2 separate regions of the Homo sapiens genome follow, and region 2 is linked to region 1. Evidence: chromatin contacts called from ENCODE Hi-C or POLR2A ChIA-PET data. All regions are on one chromosome and are shown on one strand. The core of a region is the stretch at or near the end of the contact, and the rest is flanking DNA. Distances in the headings are between cores, read along the strand shown.

The links. Hi-C counts contacts between places; a loop is a spot of excess contacts on that map. ChIA-PET counts read pairs that join two places held with the same protein, here RNA polymerase II (POLR2A). Pooled maps may share reads with other maps.
Region 2: a map of naive thymus-derived CD4-positive, alpha-beta T cell shows a loop between it and region 1 (8-fold over the local background). The contact joins the promoter of ATXN7L1 here to the enhancer-like site in region 1. A Hi-C loop is called at or near these places in 1 of 168 maps with a recorded cell type or tissue (naive thymus-derived CD4-positive, alpha-beta T cell) and 5 of 50 pooled maps. POLR2A ChIA-PET finds 5 or more read pairs at or near these places in 1 of 52 experiments (activated CD4-positive, alpha-beta T cell).

The regions. Positions count from the first base shown.
Region 1 is chr7:104,941,513-104,949,079 of GRCh38, forward strand. It overlaps LOC101927902 (a long non-coding RNA gene), which reads left to right. Exons shown (of 2, transcript NR_187679.1): 1 at 1-158. Among named protein-coding and RNA genes, the nearest start is that of LHFPL3-AS2, 19 kb to the left of the region's middle. RefSeq lists enhancers at 2,387-2,446, 3,087-3,136, 3,447-3,756, 3,550-3,844, 4,077-4,146. Within about 2 kb of position 3,664, at least 37 of the 41 ENCODE cell types and tissues checked have a DNase peak (open chromatin) inside an H3K27ac peak, as active enhancers do.
Region 2 is chr7:105,874,131-105,881,108 of GRCh38, forward strand. ATXN7L1 (ataxin 7 like 1) reads right to left here and starts at 2,469. Exons shown (of 12, transcript NM_020725.2): 1 at 2,248-2,469; 2 at 1,682-1,750. The coding sequence starts at 2,428. RefSeq lists a silencer at 2,512-2,721.

The DNA of each region.
Region 1 (7,567 bases), core at 2,414-4,913:
AGGCTTCACTTCCCAGAGAACTTTCCCAATCCTGTGCAATGCCTGAGTGGTACATTGTATTCTATGAGAATGGCGCCCCCGCCTCCAGAGTTGTGCAACAAGACTTCCATGAATCAAAGCCCATCGCTGGCTGCCTCCTCTAGCCCTGCATAGCCCAGGTACATCTGAAAGGAGTGAGAAGTGTTTTGAGGGCTCTCCCTGTCTCTTCCTGCACCTCTCTCTTGTGATCCCAGGTAGGCACCTGCTCTGAATCTTGCTCTTCCTCAGTTGCAGTCCCGGGTGGAAGCAGATCAGAATCGAATGAGTGGCCCCTCTGCCATCCTGCCCTGGCCTCCACCTTGCCACTCTCATTAGACTGGGCATTCCTGGTATGTGGTGCTCAATGCTTGTTGAATGAATGAATAAGTAAGACTCTGCTAAGATCTCTGCCAATAATAACCACAGAGATAGTTATATTATTTTAATGGAAGTTTCTTTAAAACCAAGACAATTACAAGAGCCAAAGGATTGACAACTCTACTGATGGCATGTCTAGAAGAGACCCTTAGAGAAAGGAACCTTTCCAATCCTTTTTAGATGATACCAAGCAGGCAACCGCCTCCCCCAGACGCTTGCCCCAGTCTCCTATGGAAGGTTCGGGTAGCCTGGACTGCAGCTCTTCTAGGCAGCTTTCCAGTTGTATTCCCTGGCATAATTGTAACTTCAACACCTAGGTCTTAAGAAACATGTGTCCAGGCACAGTGGCTCATGCCTGTAATCCCAACCCTTTGGGAGGCCAAGGTAGGAGGATCGCTTAAGGCCAAGAATTTGAGACGAGCCCAGGGAACATAGTGAGACCCCATCTCTATAAAAAATTAGAGGCCAGGCACGGTGGCTCATGCCTGTAATCCCACCACTTTGAGAGGCCGAGGGGGGCAGGTCACCTGAGGTCAGGAGTTCCAGACCAGCGTGACCAACATGGAGAAACCCCATCTCTACTAAAAATACAAAATTAGCCTGGTGTGGTGGCGCATGCCTGTAATCCCAGCTACTTGGGAGGCTGAGGCAGGAGAATCACTTGAACCCAGGAGGTGGAGGTTGCAGCGAGCCGAGACCGTGCCACTGCACTCCAGCCTGAGTGACAGAGTGAGAGTCCATCAAAAAAAAAAAATTAGAAAATTAGCTGGTGGTTTGCGTCTGTAGTCCCAGCTACTTAGAAGGCTGAGGCAGCAGGATTGCTTGAAGTAATGCAGCAAGCTATGACTGTCCCACTGCACTACAGCCTGGGCAACAGAGTGATACACTGTCTCTAAAAAAGAAAGACAAAAAAGCAACATGGCCTGGGTTATCTGGGCAACACATTCCACACATCTTGGAGGACCCTCACCTCCTGATAATCAAAATGAGCATTTCCATGTTTCATATTTCTGAGTGCCTGTCAACAGCACACCATTTCACAGCAGAGCAGGGACTAGAGTGAGGCATAGGAGGCACTCAACATGGGTGCAAAATTCAATTTTTTTTTTTTAGATGGAGTCTCGCTCTGTCACCCAGGCTGGAGTGCAGTGGAGCGATCTCGGCTCACTGCAACCTCTGCCTCTCAGGTTCAAGCTGATTCTCCTGCCTCAGCCTCCCGACTAGCTGGGATTACAGGTGTGTGCCACCACAGCCAGCTGATTTTTGTATTTTTAGCAGAGACGGGTTTCACTGTGTTGGCCAGGCTGGTCTTGAACTCCTGACCTCAGGTGATCCACCCACCTCAGCCTCCCAAAGTGTTGGGATTACAGGTGTGAGCCACAATGCCGGGCCCATGGGTGCAAAATTTAAGGGGCCGCCAAAAAACTCAGTAAACAAGATAAATATTTTAGTGCAGTTCTTTTAAAATTTTTGATATTTTGTTCATCGTGGATAATTTTTTATTTTTATTTTTTAGTGGTTGCATTAAAATATTGTTTATCATGGTTGCTGAGTCTTTTGGCACCCATTGGACTTTGTACGCTGATCCGGTACCTCCTTCTTCTCAATCTAGTCTCAGTCTCTGAAGAGCAGAGTGCACTCATCTCAGCTCCGATCTCTAACCAGTGCTGGCTTGTGAGAACCGGCTTGAAGAAGATTGATAGGTTGATGGTTGGGCTGGAGCGTAGAGTGGCTGGAGGCCCCGTCTACCTCTTTCAGAAAGCCACGAAAACAGATAGGCAGGGGGCCAAGTCTATTGTTCCAAAGTTTCCACAGGCCTTGAACGGCCCTTGGGCTTTGCGGTCTGGTGATCAGAGCTGTAAAGGTTTCTAAACAATCAGAGGCCTTTGATATGGTTGCCAACACCCACATTTTCCATTCTGGGAACAATGCCATCAAGGGCCACAGCCTCAGTCCCCCACCTAAGTGAGGAAGTGTCTGCTGGTTGCTGGTAGGAGCAGGTCCTGTGAGGGCAAGGGTCAGAAGGACAGAGGAGTCTTCTTATCCTGGCTGCTCGCCTTTTCCCTCTGGTCACCTCACCCTTTTGCATGTTCAAAATCTATGCTCATCTTATCTAGCCCATTCCTCTTGGCTAAAGCCAGCACACATCCTGTTCCTCTCAATGGGAGAACTATCCGGGCAATTGCATTTAAAGGTTTTCTTGCATTGGTTCGGAATTTGCCCTGGCTCTGCCCTTATTTCCTGATCCCAGTGTAGTTTCTTTATTCAGGTGTGCAAAAGAGTGAGCTATTTTGTTATGGAGGCAGAGAGAAACAACCTCAGGTTCCTCTAATAATGCCTTTAGAACTCTCTTCTGAATAACTGGGGCGTTAAATTCATCGACAAAATCCCTTTGGGAGATACACCATCTGGGGACCCCCTCAAAGGTAGATATCTGGGCTAATTTGACTGCTATTTTGCAGGAATGCAGGTGGGCAAAAGATAGTTTCCACTAGGTCAGAATGTTTTTTCCACTTTCTGTTCTTTGTTATTTTGCTCACTTCCGGTGTGAAAGCACTGAATTTCAGAATTAGATGAAACTTATAGTAAAGGCCTGCCACAAGGTCTTTGTCAACCCCATATCCTGGTGACCAAACTAGATTTCATGACGTCAATCATTTCAAAAACACAGGCTCTTCCAACGGCGTCAGCAAGCAGAAATCCTGTTCACAAACACTGTTCTAAATCAGTCTTTATTTTATTTTATTTTTTTTGAGACAGAGTCTCACTCTGTCGCCCAGGCTGGAGTGCAGTGGCACTATCTTGGCTCACGGCAACCTCCACCTCCCGGGTTCAAGGAGTTCTCCTGCCTCAGCCTCCCGAGTAGCTGGGATCACAGGTGCCTGCCACTACACCCAGCTAATTTTTTGTATTTTTAGTAGAGACGGAGTTTCACCATGTTGCCCAGGCTGGTCTCAAACTCCTGACCTCAGGCGATCCGCCCGCCTCGGCGTCCCAAAGTGTTGGGATTACAGGCATGAGCCACTGCGCCCAGCCAAATCAGTCTCTTAATACTGAGTCTGAATCTCTTGAGATTTTAGCCCCTCAGTGCTGACCTGATGGAGATGTGCCTTTTTTTTTTTTTTCCGGGGAAGTATTCACTTCAACTCCCACAACCCCCGAGGAATGACTAGTGGGTTTCTTTCCCCTCCCCTCGGGTGGCCTTGTGAGGAAGCCAGGAAGTACTGTGAGCGGCAGGGCCTGGGAGAGCCCCTGTGGCCGACAGGAGGAGATCAGCCTTCATCGCACTCTCAGAAACGGAAGTGTGGGCGTGTGTTATGTTGCTGCAGCAACCAAAGGCAACCGAGCAGCAAACCTCAGATGACTGAGCCCAGCCCATTCAACGAGGGGGAGTTTCAGGTGGCCTGTGTTCCCCAGGGACTGGGCCTAGCTCAATCGGGAAAAGTCAGCATCCAAAAGTCCTCAATGACGCAGAGGAAGCCAGGAGAAAACAGTCAATGGCTAGTCATCACTGATTCGTGGTCACAGGCGTTAGAACAGGAAGGATCTGCACAGATCAGCCTCTCCCACCCCTCACTTTCCTGATAAAGGAACTAAAGTCCGGAAAGTACTTGCTCAGAGTCCTACTGCCAGTGGGTGTGAAAGCCAGAACCACCACCCTCATTGCCTTCTGTATACATAGCTTTAACAGTTTGCAAACACTCTTATATGCTTTAATTTCATCTGATCCTGGACTGAGAGCAAATATTTGTATTTCAACCAAAAGGCCAAATGCTCAGTTTCCTCATCTGAGAGGATAATAAGAGTACTTTTCTAATGGAATTCTTTTTTTCTTTTAATTTTTGGTAGAGACAGGGTCTCACTATGTTGCCCAGGATGGTCTTGAACTCCTGGCCTCAAGAGATCCTCCCAACTGCACCTCTCAAGTGCTAGGATTACAGGCATGAGCCATTGCTCCCTGTCCTCTAATGGAATTTTTGTTAGGATTAAATGAGTTAATAGTTTGGAGATTTGAGAGACTATAATAGAGGAAACCTCTCTTCCCTTCCCAAGTTCTGAGTAATTAAGAGCTGGGCAAGGAGAAATAAAAACAAATGGGATTGGCCAGGAGCAGTGGCTCTCTCCTGTAATCCCAGCACTTTAGGAGGCCAAGGCAAGCAGATCACTTGAGGTCAGGAATTCAAGACCAGCCTGGCCAACATGGAGAAACCCTGTCTCTACTGAAAATACAAAAATTATCTGGGTGTGGTAGTACACACCTGTAATCCCAGCTACTCGGAAGGCTGAGGCAGTAGAATCACTTGAACCCAGGAAGTGGAGGTTGCAGTGAGCCGAGATCACCCCACTGCATTCCAGCCTGGGTGACAGAACGAGACTTCATCTCAAAAAAAAAAAAAAAAAAAAAGCAAATGGGATCAAAACATCAACTTTATCACTGATACATTTTATATAGGAGTCCATGGTTTACATTTGTGGGTAAGTGAATGCCAGAATTAGGCAGGGTACCCACGCAGGCTGGGGCATGCCCCCCAGTTGGAAACTGTCCCTGTAAACAGTGGAGCCTGGGAGAGCAGAGCCCAAAGCATGCTCTGGAGGAGGATGGCTGCCAAGAGGACAGAGATGGGCTGAGCTATGCATCTCCAGTTCCTCCCCAGCGTCTCCATTGAGAAGTTGCTCCTCTTCCTGTACCACCCTCTTCACCACCACCACCACCCTCCTGGGCAGGAATGAGTCAAAGAGCAGGGAGACAGGTCAGAAATCTCATGCCAGAGAAGCTTCTTCCACATGGAAGGAAATGTAAGGGATGAGGAAGAATCTTTTTCCCTTCTAATAAATATACGTAAAGCACTTAGTACCTGGCACAATAGTAAATGCTCAATAGAAGTTAGTGATTACAGGCCGAGCGCAGTGGCTCATGCATGCCTGTAATGCCAGCACTTTGGGAGGCCGAGGTGGGAGGATCACCTGAGGTCAGAAGTTTGAGACCAGCCTGACCAACATGGCAAAAACCCATCTCTATTAAAAATACAAAAATTAGCTGGGCATGGTGGTGGCCACTGTAATCCCAGCTTCTCTGGAGGCTGAGGCAGGAGAATCACTTGAACCTGGGGGGTGGAGGTTGCAGTGAGCCAAGATTGTGCCACTGCACTCCAGCCTGGGCAACAGAGACTCCATCTCAAAAAAAAAAAAAAAAGAAAAAAGAAGTTAATGATTACTATTAATACTTGAGCTATAGCTTATTCATCATACCAGAGACTTCTGTACCTCTATTGATGTGACTTCTCTAATCATGTCTGCTCTTATTAGATGTGTGACCTCGGGAATTTTATTGACCCTCTCTAAGCCTCAGTGTTCTCCTCTATACAATGGCTACCATGATGGTACTTATAATTGGGAAGACTACATGATTTAGTGTAAAGGGCTTAGCCTGGATGCCTGGAACCTAGTGAATATTTAATAAATGGTGACTATTGTTTATTATAAAAGAACTTGGGAGTCCAGCACAAAATAAATGCAAAATTTGCAATCATGAAACATGATTGATTTAGAAGAGGCATGTAGGCTGGGCACGGTGGCTCACGCCTGTAATCCCAGCAGTTTGGGAGACCGAGGCGAGCAGATTGCTTGAGGCCAGGAGTTTGAGGCCAGGCTGGCAAACATGATGAAACCCCATCTCTACCAAAAATACAAAAATTAGCTGGGTGTGGTGGTGTGTACCTGTAATCCCAGCTACTCTGGAGGCTGAGGCCTGAGAATCGCTTAAACCCAGGAGGCAGAGGTTGCAGTGAACCGAGATTGTGGCACTGCACTCCAGCCTGGGCGACAGAGCAAGACCCTGTCTCAGAGGCATGTAAAGGAAAGGCCGATTATCAGAATTAGAGCAATTGCTTCCTTTGCAGACACGATCTAGATACCTAGGTTTTATGCCCAATTTTGCCCCTGAGAATGAAGCACCAGGAGTACTGCAAAATCATCTGGGTGTTTTCCCATCACTTTCCATAAAATGAGGAGAAACTCACAGTCTAGTGTTCACCTTGGGAAGATGGTGGTATTTTGGTATTTTTGAAGCTGTGAGGTCTTTGGGAAAGAATATTTAAGTGCTCTTTCATGTGTTGAACAAAAATGGCTTCAGCCAATCACAGAAGCTAAGAGCCACTGTCTGAACTGCAGGAGGATAGATGCTGGATTTATCTCACCCACTGCTTTGTCTTCAGCACCTGGCACAACATGTGGTACATAGTACACATTTATAAAATATTTGTTGAATATGTAAGTGAATGGAGCAGGTGCCTCAACACACAGCAATGGTAAGATGCTGCCTAAGGGGATGTGGTCTCACTTTTTTTGTAGATCTAGGTAGGGCAAATCTATGGAATACGGAACTAGAGGCATTTGTATAATCGTTGACTGGTCTTCTTGGTGGAGGGTTGGAGGTGGACCACAGGTTGCTGAATAAGGAACCCACAGAAATGTTGATTGCTGCTTTTTTTTTTCCCTTCAAAAGCCCCTCGATGCCTGTTATTTTGAATATGGGAGCTTGAGTTATTTATACTCTATTTCTCATGCAAAGTGAGATAAGAAAAAATGAAAAATGTAATACCTTAACGATCAGGGTAAGTTATAGAAATAGCCCACTTTGAGACAGGGATAGATGTAGACCCTGGCAGATTAATCAGATTTCATCCTAAAGTCTCAGACATGCAAGGATGCTATATGCACACTTTATGTAATAGCAAAAGACTAGAAAAAATGCAAATGTCCACCTATAGGGGACGTCGACACAAGTAATATTGTGCAGCTGTAAAAAGGAATGAGAAGTAGTTCTGTGTATTAGTATAACCTATATTAAGTGAAAAAAACAAAGTGCAGAATGGTGCATAGAGTATGCTATCTAAGAAGGAGAAATACAACTACATATATGTATGTGCCTTTTTTAAAAAACTGGAGGCCAGGCATGGTGGCGCACACCTGTAATCCCAGCACTTTGGGAGGCTGAGATGGGTGGATCACCTGAGGTCAGGAGCTCAAGACCAGCCTGGCCAACATGGCAAGACCCCATCTCTACTAAAAATACAAAAATTAGCCATGCTTGGTGGTGGGCACCTGTAATCCCAGCTACTTGGGAGGCTGAGGCACGAGAATCTCTCATACCTGGGAGGCGGAGGTTGCA
Region 2 (6,978 bases), core at 1,219-3,718, 930 kb after region 1:
AAAAAAAAAAAAAAATCTGTTTCTCATGAGGCAAAGAGAATCTGAGAACAACAGTCTTCTGAAATAGAAACAGGGACTGGGGGGAAAGGATGTGAGTTTTGTGTGTGATAGTCATAACGCATCACCCAGACCTGAGAGGTGACAATCCTGTGCTATACCATGACCTTTACTCAACTTTAATTTAAAGATTTCCACAGCCTCATCATCTTTTATGGACACGTTGCCAGTAGCCTGATAACTGGGTCTTGCAAGCACTTAGAGATCTCAAGAGTTTGTGTGTGAAGAAAAATAATCTCTAGTGATGCTTCCCACTGCCAACACACATGAACATTTAACACAAATAAGCTGCCACTTGTAAGAAGTCCACTTGACATCAATCCCTCGTGCATCCTGAAGACACCTGTCAAGATCACACTAAGATATTTAGAAGCAAACATCTTTAGAATAATGTTTTGTTCCCAAAGTGCTTAATTAGCAGAAACATTATGCTAGGGAACTGTCCTTGAATATGTACGCATTTTAACCTTCATGTTATTTTTTCTGAAGCACAAAATTTCCTCTCAGTGGATGGTCAGGAAATGATTGGGCACAGAAAACCAACCATCTGAAGTGTTGATTCATAAAATGAGTTCCATCTTTCCACGCAGGCTTCAGCTGCCTTCCAGGGTGACATCCCTTTTTATGAGGGGGACCATTCTTTGGCATCTAATGGCCTTTTCTCCATTCATTTGGGATGACCAATGCACCTATGGCCTACTTATGTCTGAACTCTTTCAATACCACCAACCTCTTCTGTCCCCTTGTGCCATCTTCCCACCCCCAATTTCAGCCAATTATGTTTATAAGACATCAGTTAGTGAATCACAATTCAAATGAATCCACCTATTTGCTTAGCAGCAAGTGGCCCCCGGAGTTGCTCCATTTGAAGCCCATAGGCCAGAGTTACATACGGCAGGCTTGCAAATGAGAACAGGATATGATTTATTTATGACGACCATATGTGTTTGATGCCCAATTGCAGCAGGTTGTGGCTTCTCTTGCATATCTTGGTCTGGGATGACCTATCTACTCAGTGTGTCCCATTTCAGGTACCGTATTTCCATGCTGGGAAAAGAGAGATGATGACTGCTGAGGGGCTGCACATACAGATGCTCCTAACCCTGCTTGCCACATAACAATCTGTGACCAAATGCAAAGTGGGCCAAATGTAACTTGCTGCAAAGGTTTGCCATGTACAATGGTTTTCAGTGGTGAGTGGAGAAGTAGCTGCTGGAATGACTGACCATGTGGGGTTCATTAAGCTGTTGTGCATTCACCCACGAGAAAGGCTGGGATGCTTGTGAAGGGAACTCCACTCTTCATTTCAGAAATTTTAACGCCCCACCATTTGGCAATGATGCTCCCAAGGAGAATGGCAGATATGCATCAGAAGGTTCAAACGTGGAGTCCAACTGAAGTGCAGTAAACTTCTGCCTTCAACAGTCTCACCCCCCTTTACCCCCCCCCCAGTTGTATTTATACTTTGAAAGAAGTTAACATGAAGCAGTAGTCACCTGGGCGTGCTCAATTTTTGACAAGCCTTAGTCACTCTGTACCCAGCAGAACAATTCACATTATATTCGAAATCCTGTGAAGATTCTGCCACACATGCTAACACTAAAATGCCAGTAGCTCCACTTACCTTCTTTATTAAGCCTCATAACCTCCCTGCTTTTTCCACCCTCTTTTCCAGCCTCTTCTAAATCTACATCTGCAGATGAAAAAGAAAAGGAAAACAGAAAATAAGGAAAAAAGGGGGGAAAAAAGCCAAAGTCAAGGGGGGAGGGAGAGTGTTTATTTGCAAACAGATCGATATAAATACTGTATATGAAATTCTTTCAAAAATTGACAATGCAACATTTTCTCCCAAGTCTGGGTTTCCATCTACCTGGCCCAGATAGGTACCCAAAAAACTATGCAAGCAGCAACAAAGTAGCCTTTTAAACGGACAACACCGTGGGGCTGCGAGCCCACCCCGCGGGCTGCCACGGGGAGCCGGGCACAGACAGACAGACAGCCCTGGCAGCCGGGCCTCTCCCTGTGCATTGATGATCTGTCTCTGTGTGTATTTATTTAGAGAGAGAGGGAGAAGCATGGAGGACACCGGGGGCCACTCTCTCTCTCACACACACACTTTTTCCCAGTGGCTCTAGGTGAATGGAAAGGTTACAGGATAATAAAAGGAGGAGGAGGTGGTGGGGTTCTTACTGTCGGAGCAGTGTAATTTGGCGGCGTCGATCCAGGAGGACCAGGGTTTGCCCAGAAACGCCTCCGGACTGGGCACTTTGCGATCCAGTGTCGCCATTGCTCTTCCTTCTTGTTGCTTTTTCCCTGTTCCTTCGGCAGCAGCAGCCGAGAGACACGGGATTCGAGAACGCTCCGACGTCATCTTCGGAACGTTCCGACATTGAGTGTTCTGAAAGGGGGAGGGAGGGAGGAAGGGCGGGATGGGAGGAGGGCGGCGGAGGAGGAGGGGAGAGGGAGCGGAGGAGGGGCGGGCGCTCGGGCTCCCGGAGCCGGCTCGGTGGGGCTCGCGCGCCCGCGGCCGCCAGGGGCAGCAGAGAGGCACCTGCAGTCCGCGCCCGCCCGCCCGCCGGGGCCGCCCGCCTGCCGGGGAGGGGCAGCGCGGACGGGCGAGCGCCGCGTGCGGGAGAGCGAAGGCTGCAGCGCGCCCGGCAGCCGGGATGCAGCGGCGCCGCCCAAGCCTGGGGCGCAGGGGTCGGGGCACACGGGGATAGGCCCGACGCGGGGCCGAAGGAAGGGTGGTCTTTCCCGCAGAGTTGCCGCTGGAGGACCGAAAGTTTTGCAGGCAGCCCTTGCTTCCAGCTTGTCGCTCTCTCCCCGCGTCCCTGTCGCCCAACGCGAGGCGCCCCCGCTGGGGTCCCGACGGCTTGGTGGGGAGGAGCCGTGAGGGGTTGCGCCCCCCACCCCCACCCGAGCCAGGGAAGGGACCCTGGTGACCTCGCCTCCCAGCCCTCACCCCCGTCACCCCTTTCTTCTCTTTCCTGGAGGACTTTGGACCATGGAGATTCTGCAGTTGTTGCTCTAGGAGCTGAAACCAGTGGGTAGATGTCGTTCTGAAACGCAGGTGAGTTTGGAGCGCTACGAGCTACCTTCCCATCTCAGGCTGCGGGGCGTGCAAAACTCAAAAGTTAGGGCCCCCGGACCCCCGGGTTCCCCGCGCGGTGCGTATCTCCGGCTCTCAGAGAACCACTGCATGGACTTTGCTCCAGGGTCAGCAGAGCGGGAGGGCGAATTTACGGCTCTTGGAAGACGACGCTAACGGGCCTAGCCCCTGAGCCGTTTCCAGCGCTCCCTGCCGTGAGACGAGGGTGGCCCGGGTTTGCGCAGGCAACCTTTGGCCAGGAATCTGATTCCTGGGAGAATTCACTTCAGGCTTAACTGCTCTAGCCAGCTAGAAAGGGAGCGCTAGATTTCCTCTGGATTTTGGACGTTGGGTGCTTTAGTTGAGATTTTCACCCTTTAAAGAAGGCTTTAAAAAGTCTTCTGTTACTTCTTTTTAACAAATCCTTTTGTTTACTAGAATTATCTAAACTATATGGACACCGCCCTCACCCCACAAGCGACATATTTTTTTTTCTCTTTCGCCAGCACCCTTTTAGCTCTCACCACTGCTGTTTCCCAAGTTGTCACAGCTGAAGCGCACTGATTGGAAGTTGCTTTGTACTGACTGAGTTCTGCCCTGGCTGAACCATCTAATAATTTCCCTGAGCTTGGCACCCTGTATCGCTAAGCCAGTGTTAGGATGGGCGATGAAGGAGGAGCTGCGGATTTGCCTTTAGTTGTGATGTTTGTGTGAGTCGGCTTGTTTGTGTCAGACTCAGATAAACTGCATTTGCCTTTGCTCTCTTTCGAAGGGCTCCTACATAGCTAAGGTGTCGCTGGGTGAAGAATTCCCATTGTAAGAATTGGTGGTGTTAACAAATATGTATTACTTGTTGACCTCTTGTTATATGCTAGACCCTGGGCTTGACATTTCCTTCCTTCCTTCCTTCCTTCCATCTGTCCATCTTAAGTCAACCAATATTGCCTGTCATGGAACAGCTGTGCCCTCCTGTCAGGAGGGAAAGATGAGTGAGACCCATCCTCACCCTCACAGAGATGCAGTCTGGTGGTCTCTGGAAGAAGGAAGTTGTGAAACTTACCGATTCCTTGGGAAAACAGGCAGGTACACAGGGACTGGCCTGTGCAGTGGGTGGGGTGGTCTCTCAGCTGTGCCAGTTCATAGAGGAACCGAAATCTAGTTAGGAGTGAACAGAAACTGCGTAACAGAAGATGGGCTCTGCTCTGCATCTTGGAAATTGCCAAAGATTTGTAATGGTAAGGTGAAGACTGGTCTTGCGGAGGGAGGGGGAATAATGGTATTAGCAGAGGCTTCAAGCTGAGTATAAACATGGTGTGTTTGGGTGTTGAGCATGGTTTGCCTGGGATGGAGAATTGTTACTGGGGGCTTGGGGGTGATGCATTTTGATACCCAGGCCTGGATCAAATTATGGAAGGCACCAAACGGCAGCCTAAAGAGTCTGGATTTTGTTTGACAATGGGGAGCTACTGAAGGGCTTTCTGTACCATAAAGATAAGTTAAAAGTGTGAGTTAGAAAGATTGGAGTACGGAGCCTGGTTAGAAAAGTAGTGCTGCAATATTCATGGTGTGAAGAGATGAAAGCCTGAACTTTGGTGGTGCTATGCAGGTAGAGAAGAGGAGACAGGTGTGAGACTGTGAAGAGAGCACCTGATCAGAGGGTGTGCTGTTGGGCTAGATTTAGAGGTGGGGAGAGAGAATGCGAGAGCTCTGAGGCATGAGTAATTAGATGCTGGAACACTTTCCCTTTCCCTTCTGCTTCCCTATTTTCCCTCTATTTATTATCTATTTTGATGTTTATTCCTGTGTTGTTGTGCATGCAAGGAAGGTGTAGGCAGCAGCTAATGTGGCCCCAAAGGTCTGTACCTCCTGGTGTTCATGCCCTTGTGTAATCCTCTTTTCTTTAGTGTGGGCTAGACTTAGTCACTTGCTGATAACAAAGAGAATATAGCAAAAGTGGTGGGATGTCATTTCTGAGGTTAGGGTACAAAACTGCTGTCACTTCTGTTGCTCTCACTCTCTCTTGCATGCCCTGTCTTGCTCTAAGGGAAGCCCACTTCCATGTTGTAAGCTGCCTTATGGAGAGGACTGTGTGGCAGGTAACTGAGGGAGGCCTCTGGTCATCAGCCAGTGGGGAACTGAGGCCCTCAATACAACAGCCAGTGAGGAGCTTAATCCTGCTAGTAGCCATGTGAGTGGGCCACTTGCTGGGAGTCAGTGACTTGAGCTTCCAGAATGCTGTCTCCTCTTCTGGGAGCTACTGTAAACCACTCAAAAAAATCAAAGGTGGCTTATCATCAGAAGTCAGGACACCTCAGTTATAGTGAAGCAAATCAGTGGTTCCATATTTTAACATGAGCTTACTTTCCCAGCAGAGTCTGTCAAGTGGAGGTTACTACACAGGACCTTGAAGAGAGTCTGACAGCCCAAATATTATTTCCTTCTATTTGGGATGATTTTACTCCACAGTACGGTAAATTGTGGGCTAGAATCTAAAAGTGATTTAGCATCTCTACAAAAGAAGACTTCACAGGCATTGCCACATTTAATTGATAACAGAGTATGTCTACATTGTTGCAGTTAGTTATGGAGTATAATTGTAGAGTTGCTTTACTCTAAGCCTTCTCCAGTCTCTCCATTGACTATAGACATAATAATACTGACTTGTTGAAACTATAACCCATCTATGACTGTGTTGGATAACATGACTGTCAATCAAATTGCATAACTGAGAGGCAGAGAATAAAGAAAGCATCGCTCATCAAACTACTAGACATTTACACTTGACTTTGGATGAAAATTGAGGTCAGTTGGAAGTAGTGTTCAGGTTTACATGCTGTGTATGTATTATATACATATCAATACTCATATATCAACTATATATGGTGATCGATTTATTACAGAATTGAATTCCTTTTGGTAGTAAATAATTACAAATGCTGTTAGAGGCAACAAGAATCTAATACATCCTTAATAAGGATAAAGTGACCTGTAAAACAGTAATTTAAAGCATATTAGTATAATGTCTATGTGATAAAACTATCTAGCAAAGGCAAAACACCCTCTTCCCCTCATGATTAATGTTTAGGAAGAAAAAAGGATGTAAATATTTTTATTGTTTTATTATCTTTCTTAGGAAAATGACAGTGTGGTTGGTTTAATTAAAAGGGAGAGTCTCCCATAGACCAAATAAAGAAATCTGTTCTGTTTTAATGACAATGGAAAATACCTATTTAACTTGAATAACACCTGGTTCTGTAGAAATGTGCATCTATTATGTATCCTGCATTCACTTAGTCTGATTCATGTGCTGTTTCACCACATTACTGAAAAGAAGAGAAGAGGGAATGTTAGCTCTCTCATTTGAGGATATTAAACTCCTGCCGTGGTTGAGGCACGGTGTGAGCACCCTACTTCCTACCTAGACTGTTGGGAGTTACCTGGAGGCAATGAGGAGAAAATGACATGTTCCATTAGAATGAGGCATCCCTGGAATTATTTGATGTTCTTTGCCTTAATTGAATCCATCTGTCCCATCTGCCACTCTTCTCTCTAAATTTATTTCCCTAACCCTTTCTCCCTGAGAATTATAATTTGGGGGAAATTTGTTACCTACATTGTTACCTTTTATAAAAGCTCTCGGCATCTGGAGGGCAGGTGTGCCTTCTACTCTGCCTTGCTAGACAACTTTACCTGCCTCTTTCCTGCCCCTTGCAGGCTGCTGGATTAAAAACAGGACTGGATAAAAGGCCCCCAGTAGCAACAGGAGTGGGAACGAAAATAGAAATTCCAGGCTTTTACTTATTGGTTTCAATACAGAGCCCTAGCCATGTGCC